Regions from separate parts of the Homo sapiens genome. Here region 1 is linked to region 2. Evidence: chromatin loops called from intact Hi-C (ENCODE). Cell type or tissue: heart left ventricle. All regions are shown on one strand. Links, peaks and the distances in the headings refer to the core of each region. The heading gives the core; the rest is flanking DNA.

Evidence for each region. Hi-C counts contacts between places; a loop is a spot of excess contacts. Peaks named below come from ENCODE experiments on the same cell type or tissue, not always from the same donor. Only the 100,000 strongest peaks of a DNase experiment are listed, where the experiment ranks them.
Region 1: a loop joins it to region 2, with 2.2 times the contacts of the local background. A loop is called at or near these places in 8 of 110 quality-filtered maps.

The regions. Positions count from the first base shown.
Region 1 is chr18:35,682,303-35,687,690 of GRCh38, reverse strand. It overlaps GALNT1 (polypeptide N-acetylgalactosaminyltransferase 1), which reads right to left. Exons shown (of 12, transcript NM_020474.4): 5 at 4,093-4,300; 6 at 505-675. It overlaps LOC124904285 (a long non-coding RNA gene), which reads left to right and starts at 760. Exons shown (of 2, transcript XR_007066342.1): 1 at 760-1,011; 2 at 1,320-1,624. In heart left ventricle, for the core only: no CTCF peak of the experiment used is centred there; no DNase peak of the experiment used is centred there.
Region 2 is chr18:35,412,603-35,417,990 of GRCh38, reverse strand. No RefSeq gene overlaps it. Among named protein-coding and RNA genes, the nearest start is that of ZNF396, 38 kb to the right of the region's middle. In heart left ventricle, for the core only: no CTCF peak of the experiment used is centred there; no DNase peak of the experiment used is centred there.

The DNA of each region.
Region 1 (5,388 bases), core at 156-5,155, 270 kb before region 2:
ATTAATGAATTTTTTTATATTTTGTGTCAATTCTAGCTATTTTTATGTTTTACACAAGCTTTTCTAACTTTACCAGTCAATAACTGTCATCCAGATGGTACAAGTCTGAATTTAAAATTGTACATTTTAATGCAAGGACCCAGTTTTAGGTAGTATCTTCACATACTGACACAATTAATTAAGCTAAGTATTATTATCCTTAATAACTGAATTAAAGTACAGATCTGACGCATTTGCAAAATGTTCATAAAGGAATGAAAAAACACGCATGTCATCATTTCTCATGTGCACTAGATTTATAGAATAAGCAAAAATTTCTAATTTTATTAGAGGAGAAATCCTTCTTTAAAACACTCACATATGTGAAAGATGGCTGTTAACTACCATAAGGTATACGAATGCTTCACGTTTCTCAAAATACACTTATCCATTTGATATGATTCCCAAAGCTCCACAACCTTCTGCCAATAACACTTTAGGCAAAATGTCTGACAAATTAATTACCTGACAGGAAGAGTCCGATCACCTTTCCTTCTGTCCATTTCTCTTTGGGGAACAGGATACCAGCGAAAATTGAGCTTCCAGTTGAACCCACCATAGGTCATATCAGAGCCTGCCATGTACTCAAAAGTATCATCACTGATCACATCGATGATGGGACACACCACTGTTCTCCTGATGTCATAAAAGCAAGTTAAGAAATCTTTCAAAACATTCCTGTTTAATGCCAACTACAGAACAATTGTATAGTAAGTGTTTTTATTTTTTATTTTTTCCCTTGAAACAGGGTATCACTACTCTGTCACCACCCAGGCTGGAATGCAGTAGTGCAATCAGGGGCCACTGCAGCCTCGACCTCCTCAAGTGATCTTCCCACCTCAGCTTCCTGAGTAGCTGGGACCACGGCTGGGATCACATAACACCACACTCAACTAATTAAAAAAATTTTTTTTTTGTTTTTTATATTTAAGACTTTAATCTTCAAGGGACTGATTTTAACTATGATATACAGTAAGTATCCAACTTCATTTATTTCTTCTATGGATAACCAGTTGTTCCACCACTATTTATGTAATGGTCCCTTTTTCTTCTGCTGTAACTATGAGTGACTGCTCTGTCATAAATCAAGATTACATACAAAAATGAGCTGGTTTCTAGACCCTACCCTGTTTCACTAGTCTATTTGTGAATTCCTGCATCAATATACCACTGCCATAATTAACACAGCTTTAAAATAAGTCTTGACGCCTAGTAAGGCAAGCCCCCTTAGATCTGATTCTTCTTCAGAAGCATCCCAACTATTTTTTTTCTTTTTACAGTTCCGTATCAATGCTAGAATCGGCCTGTACAGTCTCTCAAAGAAAATTCTGTGGAGATTTCAATTGGAAATGCACTGAATTTATATATGAATTTGGGTAGAATTGATACTCTTATGATATTGACTTTCCTATCCATTTCTCTCTCAAGATTTTTTCGTGAATTTCAGTAAATCTTTTGATAAACATATTCCTATGTGTAGTCTATGACTGCCATTGCTATTACGAATGGTATCTTTTCTTTTTGCATTATATTTTCTAAGTATTCCTTGTTGGTGTGAAATAAACTTTTCATTCTTTTGTTTGGAGATGGAGTCTCACTCCTGTTGCCCAGGCTAGAGGGCAATGGTGCACTCTTGGCTCATTGCAGCCTTGACTTCCTGAGTTCAAGCGATCCTCCCGACTCAGCCTCCCAAGTAGTTGGGACTATAGGCATGCACCACCACGACTGCCTAATTTTTTGTATTTTTAGTAGAGCTGGGGTTTCGCCATGTTGGCCAGACTGGTCTCGAACTCCTGGGTTCAAGTGATCTGCCCACCTCGGTCTCCCAAAGAGCTGGGATTACAGGCGTGAGCCACTGCTCTAGCCTGAACTTTTCTATAGTAATCTCGTGTTTGGCAACATTGCTAAATTCTTATTGTTTCTATTATTTTATGTATAGATTCGTTTTCTTCACAAACACATACACAATTGACAACAATGCTTTTCCTTTTTCCAATAAATAAATGTTCTTTATTTACTGTAGTACTGCAAAACCTAAGAAAGACTTCTAATAATACTAACTGGTGATTGAGGGCATTAACATCTTCTTCCACATCTTTTTAAAAAATGCTTCCAACATTTCTCCATTAACATGATTTCTGCTTGCAAAGGCTTTTTTTTTTTTTTTAAGCCATCCTTTCTTGGATTAGTAAACTTCCACTGTATAATAGTTTGCTAAGTATTTTCTAACAATAAATTCATGTTAAATTTCAGTGAACCCTTTTTCATTATCTATGGGAGTGATCAGAGGTGTTTAATAAGTTTGTAATCACAGTTTTAAAAATACATTAATGGGATGTATTAAACGAATTAGTTTTTGTAATATTACGCTAAACCAAGCAGTCATGATATCATGATATGTTTTTTACACGCATACGTGCACGTGTGTGTGTGTATATTGCTGGTTTAGTTTGCTGGTATTGTGAGATTTTTGTACTAGCATTCATGAACAGATTTGCACTGTAATTTTCCTTGTAGTACTTTTCTGGTTTTCATATCACAGTTATACCAGCCTCATAAAAAGAGTTTGGTTCGTTTCCTCTTTTTCTATATTGTTTACAAATTCTTAGGGGAGATTTGTTTCCCCTCTGCCACTGCATACCAAGGTTGAGACAGGCAAGTTTTCTCTGATGTGGTGGGATTAATTTTTCATTCTTGCTTTATACTAAGATACAGATTTCAAGAGCCCAGCTTTATACAGGTGTTTGCTATTAACCTTCTCACCTGAGGCAGGACCTAGGTTTTTGTCTCCTATCCTTCCATCTTATTTGTCTCTCAAGGCAGAAGCTTAGTGACCCCAAAGTTCAGCAGAAACCCTACCAGCGAAAGCTGGCTTTAGTGTTTGGACTGCACATTTGCTCTCACTTCTTTTCGAGATTTGCAAATTTCTTCCTTTTGTGCCAACTCAATGATGCATTTAAAATTTGTTTTGTCTTTTATCCAGCTTTTTCAGTTGGAAAAGTTATTCAGAATATCGAATCCACCATGCAGCCCAAACTGGAAGTCACTGTGGTTGCTATTTCAGCTGACTCCCTTCCATACTTCTGTCATCACCTCACCTTGCTTTCTCTCTATGGGTTGTGTGTTATCTTCAGGCGAGCAAATATTCCCTAAAACGTCATCTATTATTTAAAGAAAATAATTTACAGATATCCTATTCTTTTGATTCTTCAGGGCAATGTTCTCTTTTCTAAAGCTGCTCTACTTTCCCATTGATTGGCCCAATGCTGAGTTTTCCTATTTATTCATCTTTGAAAGGGAAAAAATATAGATCCAGCATTTGCTATCAAACAGAATAGATGCTGTGGCTTTAGCTCCCACCGTGTTCCACTTGACTAGTAAAAGTTCACTCCACTAAAATCTAAACATGGACAGTCTCTACCTCAAATTACAATGACAAGCAGAAATTCAACCAACATAGGTCTAGCAGACTGAAGTCAGGTTCTCTCCTGATGCACAAGAACTAAGCCAGAAATAGGGAGTTCTTTGAAAAATGTGTAACATGAAAAACTATAACCACAGGTGTTCATTACACCACTGTTCTTCCTGTATTATCTAAGATTATGGTGCTTTCCATACAAAATTAAGCATTTCAGGACACAATGTGCTTCTCTCCATTCTCTTCTACTTCTTGCTGCACTACAAGCTGAGAGGATCTGCCTGCTCCAGCATTAGCTTTAGAGTGCAAGGACAAGTGAAGGGTTTTATGCTGTCTTCCCTGAGTTCACCATCTATCTGTTCTGCTCCAGCTTGGTGAACACAGCATATAGTATACATTCCAATGACATGCTTCCTAATCACTCCTCATTAGTACAACAGTTTGCAAACATTCCTGCCAGGCTTCAGAATGTGGTCTTCTGGATATTTCCTTTAGAGTCCTCTTCACGGATATTTTAAAGCAAACTTGGGAGGAAATTACTTTTATATTTATTTAAAAAATATAGAATTTGGCAACTCACCATATAGTTTAGGACAAATGTACTAAAAGCAAACTTACAGACACCAGAAAATTACCTGTCATGTTTGATCCTGGCCAAGAGAGGCTCCAGCCATCCCACTGTACACTCACAATGGGCATCCAGGAAGGTGATCACTTGGCCTTTAGACACAGCAGCTCCTTTTAATCTAGCTCTGATCAATCCAGAACGTTGTTCCATTCGAATTACATGAACTGGTACTTTTAGTTTTTTCACATAACTCTCTAAAGGCCTTTTCAAAAAGTCTGGAAAATGAACAAAAGAAAACATGCAAACCAGTGTGGCCTGGCACTATTCAGATGAAAGTAATTTTGATTTGGAAAATTTATTCAACATACCCTTACTGAACACTCTCAGTGAGGCTCCCTGACTCATAAACCCATTCTGCTAAAGGAAGCCTTTATATTCCCCAAGAGAATGGACTACAGCTGCCTCTATTTTATTATATGCAGAATTAGGAGAATGCCTTTGTGCTCAGACTTAACCAAGGATAGGAATGCTCCTATGTTTCGCTAAGTAACTCTGTTAGACTCAATTCTTTCTCTAATCATGCTTAAGGATCAGCAATACAAAGAAAGCATTAAATCCAGACCTCAACAGAGAGAAGACACAGAATATGTAATAGCTGTAGAGTTCAGAAAATTGTGAAATTTCCTCAGAAGCACAAACAAATTGTCTTGTTGATTACCATGGTCTTTGACTATACTTTTTTTTTTTTTTTTTTTTTAATCAGGGGGCAGAAAGTGGGGTCACACTTGGAAAAGAAATGCTGGACTGTTAACTGCAAGGCCAAATAGAGATCCTTAAACTGACAATTAGGTGTAAGAAAAAAAGTTTAAAAAGGAAAGGGCAATTGAAGAAGAAAAGAGAAAAAGTGGGCAAAAGGGGAAAGGGAGAGTATGTGGGTGTATGAAATCAATAGCTATCCTGGAGAGTTCAGATAAGAGGTTATGCTCCTCAGGACACAGGCAAGCATATAGGATAAGATAAACCTTACCTCCAAAGTTCACAACTGACTTTAAAAAGCAGAAAAGGTGCAACTTCCTCAAAGCAAAGAGAAAACATTTTTCCGATCAGGTTGGTTTACAGAATTTATGCTAGAGAACTCTGCTATTGGTGGTAATATGGCCAAATGCCTTTCCAACTAGTCACCATACAATAAGTATGAGGATAATCTCTCTAGGGAAGAAAATATTTGAGATGGAACTACTGGAACCCCTAGAGAGATTATCCTCATATCTATTAATTAAATACTAAAAGTAGAGATCCAAAAGGCTTCCTACATAGTGAGGTGGAAAAGACAAATGGGAGTAAAACAATTCTTGCCTATTTG
Region 2 (5,388 bases), core at 213-5,212:
TAGGAGAAAATATTTGTAAATTACATATATAATAAAGAACTTCTATCTGGAATATATGTAGACTTCTCAAAGCACAATAAAAGAAAAACAGACAAACCAATTTTAAAAGTAGGCAAAAGGCTTAAACACTCATTTCACTGAAGAGGATACATGAATGGCAAATAAGCAAAATATGCCCAACATCTTTGTAATTAGGAAAATGAAAATTAAAACCACAATAAGATACCTCTGCACTCCTGCTAGAATGGCTAAAATTAAAAAGACTAATCATACAACCTGCTGGTAAGGATTTGAAGGAACTAGAACTCTTACACTGCTTGTGGGAATGTAAAATTATACCAACACTTTGAAAAACAGTCTGGCAACTTCTTAAGAAGTTAAACATATACCTACCCTCTAACCCAATCATTTCTTTCCCATGTACTTACCCAAAAGAAAAGAAAGCATATGTTCCTGCAAACAATTTTATGCAAATGTTCATAGAAGCTTTATTTGTAATAGCCAACAACTGAAAACAACTCAACTGTCCACTGACCAGTGAATGGGTAAATAAATTGTGGTATATCCATACAGTGGAATACTACTCAGCAATAAACAGGAAGGAATTGTTGATTCGTGCTACAAGATGGATGAATCTCAAAATTATCATGCCAAATGAAAGAAGCCAGACAAAAAAGTACCTCCTGTATGATTCCATTAACTAAAAACTTTAGAAAATGCAAACTAATCTATAGTGATGAGAGGGCATCACAGGTTACACAAAGACAGGGATGTGGAGAGAGATGGGAGAAAGGAATTACAAAAGGACACAAGGAAGTCTGAGGGGATTATGGATTTGTTCACTATCTTGATATTTGTGATGGTTTCATGGGTTAATCCGTATGTCAAAACTTACCAATTTGTGTGTTTTAAACATATGCACGGTTTGTATGACAATTTTATTTCTATAAAGCTTTTAATTATGAAATAAAAGAATATTTACATAAATGTACAAGGATGTAATGAGAACACTTTACAAAGTTGTTTCTTCCAAACTAATCTGTAAATTAAATGTAATCCTTACTAAAGTTGCAACAAGATTTTTTTTAAAGATTTGGCAAACTTATTCTAAAATGTAGTAGAATACTAAAGATTCTCAAATAGATTAGTCAATTTTTTTTTGAGACATGGTCTCACTCTATCCTCCAGGCTGGCATGCAGTGGCATGATCATGGCTCACTGCAGCCTCGAACTCCCAGGCTGAAGTGATACTCCCACCTCAGCCTCCTGAGTAGCTGGAACCACAGGCACACGCCACCATGCCAGGCTAAATTTTTACTTTTGTCTTTTGTAGAAATGAGGTCTCACTATGTTGCCCAGGCTGGTCTCAAACTCCTGGGCTTAAGCGAACCCTCCCACCACGGCCTCCCAAAGTGTTGGGATTACAGGCATGAGCCACTGTGCCCAGCCTGATAAGTCAATTTGATAATAAAAACAAAGAAGGACAAATTGTCTTACTAATTAATTGTGAAGACATACTGTAGACACAATATTAAAACAGTGGATATTGGCACAGGAGCAGGCAAATGGAAAATCACTTGCGCCTAGGCAGTCAAGGCTACAGTGAGCTGTGATTATGCCACTGCAGTCCAGCCTGGGTGACAGAGGGAGACTGTATCTCAAAAGCAAACAAACAAACAAAATAAATAAAAAACTTCATGCTTCGATGGTGGAAGTGAACACTGATGCAGCCATTCTGGACAGCAACCTGACACTAGTGCAATTAAATGTGTACATACATCTGTGCACTGAAACCCCTTTATGTATACCCTGTCTGGAAAGCTGCGCATTGCATACAACAATTAGAAGTGGAGTACTATATCAAATTTATGGCATAAATTTTAAATCAGCAAAAGTTAAAGTTGAGAAATCTTAAAGGAAGTGAATAATACCAAAACCAAAAACCCCAAGAAATGCAAATAAAAGATAAAAGATTGGAAAGTTAGACTTTCGGTTCAGTAGGTCAAATTACAGGATTCTAAAAGCACACTGCCATTAATGTGATTTAAAACACATGATAAAGAGCACCACAGATTTTTTTTTAAGATTTATGAATTATGCAAGGATGTGCACCAGAGGTGTCAGAGTAGGACTCTGGAGGAGGGAGCCAAATAGGAGTGACACTCAGAGATGAGAAAAACACAGTTAAGCAAGACGGAATTCATGTGGGCTGATGAAGACCATGTGGGTTTATAAGGAGCGTCTGCCCTTACGGAGACAAAAAGGGAAAGGTTATGACTAAAATAAGTGTGGTACTTAGAGAGAAAATAAATCGAAAGGTCAGCCATGTGAAAGCAACTTTGAAAGGGAACTTCTATATTTTCTCTTCCCTTCCTAATCTACTGTCTCACTCTGGCTCCAGAGGAACAAATGAAAGAGGAAATAAGATTCATTGCAACTGGATTCTTTAAAAATGGCAATTCAATAATATGTTCTCACAAGGGAGTGAAAGTACAGAGCAGGCTGAACCTGGCACTTATCTAAATTTCATTTCACTCATAGTAAAGTGGCAAGAGACAGTGTGATTTATACCTACACCAGGAAAATGTCAGAAAGGTTTTACTAGTGGTGTCCTCCCAAGAAACAAGGTAGAGATGCCACAGATACACCTCCAATACTTCCTATCACCTGTAAAATGAGATCATTCACCATCTTGCTCTTACTGACCCTTTCTAGCCTCAATTTCCATTCTACCCCTAGTAATAGGAGCTCAGTTTTACCCAAACAGACTGAATCAGTGTTCAGACCCTGAGATTTCCTGACCACTTGGCTGTAAAACATCACTTGCTAATGCCTCTTTAGTGACCTTCTCAAACCTTACCCATCTCCCGTGACCCTTTCACATCTCTCCTGTCCTAAGTGAATGTTCCCACTTATGAACTGTGGAGCACTTGTTGCCTAAAGTATTCATTGGCTAATAGTTTTTTTTTTGTTGTTTTTTTTTTTTTTTTAGCATTTAAGGCATCATTCCATTGTGTCCAGATTCCACTGTTTCTGCTTTGAAGTCAGCTTAATTTATGGCTTAATACCTTTAATCAACTTTTTTAAATTCTCAATTATTAACTCTTCAAATACTGCTTCTATTGCACTTCCCTACTCTTCTCCTTCTGGGACTTCTTTGTCTAACTTCTTTGTCTCTTACCCCAGCTTCTGCTTTTTCTATCTTTCATCTCCCAATATTGTACTCTGGATATTGTCTTCTGATCCATTGAAAGTTCATGAATTCTCTCTTCAGCTATCTATTCTCCACCTAACTCCATCCACTGAGTTACTAATTTTGATAGTTGTATTTACAGTTCTAGAATTTTCTTTTTTATATACTTTATATGTCTCTGTCAAAATCCTCAATCTTTCATCTCTCAATGAACACAACAAGCATAATTATTTTAAAGACTGAGTCTTTTAACTTTATTTTCTAGCTCTCCTGTAGGTAGCTGGTTATTTATATGGTTTTGTACGCTTGCATGTCTCGTTAGTTTTCTTTCTTTCTTTTTTTTAATTTGTTGGGTTTTAATGTTTTGTCTTGTTTTGTTTTTTTGAGATGGAGCCTCATTCTCTCACCCAGGCTGCAGTGGCACGATCTTGGCTCACTGCAGCCTCCCAGGTTCAATCCTTCTGCCTCAGCCTCCTGAGTAGCTGGGATTACAGGTACCCACCACCATGGCCAGTTAATTTTTGTATTTTTTTTTTCATAGAGACTGGGTTTCACCATGTTGGCCAGGCTGGTCTTGAACTCCTGACCTCAAGTGATCCATCTGCCTCGGCCTCACAAAATGCTGGGATTACAGGTGTGAATCACTGTACCTGGCCTAGTTTTCTTTCTTTTTTTTTTTTTTAAGTGAAATCCACATAACTTAAAAGTAATTATTTTAAAGTGCACAATTCAGTGACATTTAATACATTTACAATGTTGTACAACCACTAGCTCTATTTAGTTCCAAAATATTTTCATCCCCCTAAAAGAAAATCCATTAAGCAGTCACTATTCATTTCCTCCTCCTTATAGCCCTTGGCAATTACCAATTTGCATTCTTTGTTTCTATCTTTATATTTAAAATGGGTTTCTTATAGGCAACATGTAGTTCGGTCTTGCTTTGCTTGGGTCTCCTTCCCTGTACTGTTGCCTAAAAATCTCAAACCAATAAGCTGGGGCAATCATTTGTTTTCCTTTTCTCAAGGATCACTGTCTTTTGTTGCCTGATGTCCAGTGTCTTCAAACAATTATTTCATATATTTTGTGTGTTTTTCCCTTTTTTGTTGTTGTTTCAGGTGGGAGGTTAAATACGTATCAGTTAGTTTACCTTGAATAGGAGCAGAAATCTGACCTTTAAAAACATAATTTATGTGCTTTAGTTTAAGTAGTTAAATTTTCTGTTCTAATTTAATTTTAATTAATTAATTCAATTTTCATTGTAGCTGTTTTTTAAGGTATGGTGGTGTTTGATCACGTTTTAACCAAGACAAAGACCATTCTGAAATCCTCCCTGGTAGCTTGTATTATATAAAATATGCCCATTTCTTTCAAGTTAACCTCCTTTGCCTGTAACCAACAAATGGCAGCTTCCAGAGCCTCTTTTCCCCAGCAGCTGGTGAGAACAGCACGTGTTTATGAACTGCTGAAGATGTCCCTAGTCATCAGATCAGATGCACTCTGTAGCTGGACTCTCTCCTAAACTGAGATCATCACATCCACTGCCCCCCACTCCAGTTGTCCATAGAACCCTTGGGCTCTATGCAAGCCTGTTAGAGCTCAGGGAGTTTTTGATATTTGTTTTTAAATCCAGCATAATTAACTTTTAGGTGTTGGTAGATTTCTAAAAACAATCTTCATTTACATAAAGATATTTCTAAGTTGAGTTATTTTCTTCTCTCTCTCTCTCTCTCTCTCTCTCTCTCTCTCTCTCTCTCCTCTCTCTCTGTCATCAGCCTGTAGTGCTTCTAAATAATACAGGCACTCTCTGCTGCCCAGCCTAGACTCTCTTGGGGCAGAGGTTTGTCAAAGAACCACTAGCACTGTGGTATGCATGTGCTTAGGTGCCTGCTACCATCGTGTCAGAGGGAGAAACCTGAGCAAGTCCCTCCATGCAGTCTGACTAGATTATTACCTTGGCTTTAACACACTACAACCAAGGAGCATTTAAAGAAAAAGCAGGCTTCCTGTCATGCTCAAGCCTCATTCATCATAAGAACACTCCCTCTGCAGTTATTGCCCCATCTCTTCCTGCCCTTTCTTGTCCAGATTTCTTGAAAAAAAAAAACTTGCTTCCTCCTTGTTCTCACACCTGGCCCAGCTGCAATCTGGCTTTTACTTCCTATCCCCAGCCTTTCACAGCATCTCTCCTTGGCCCC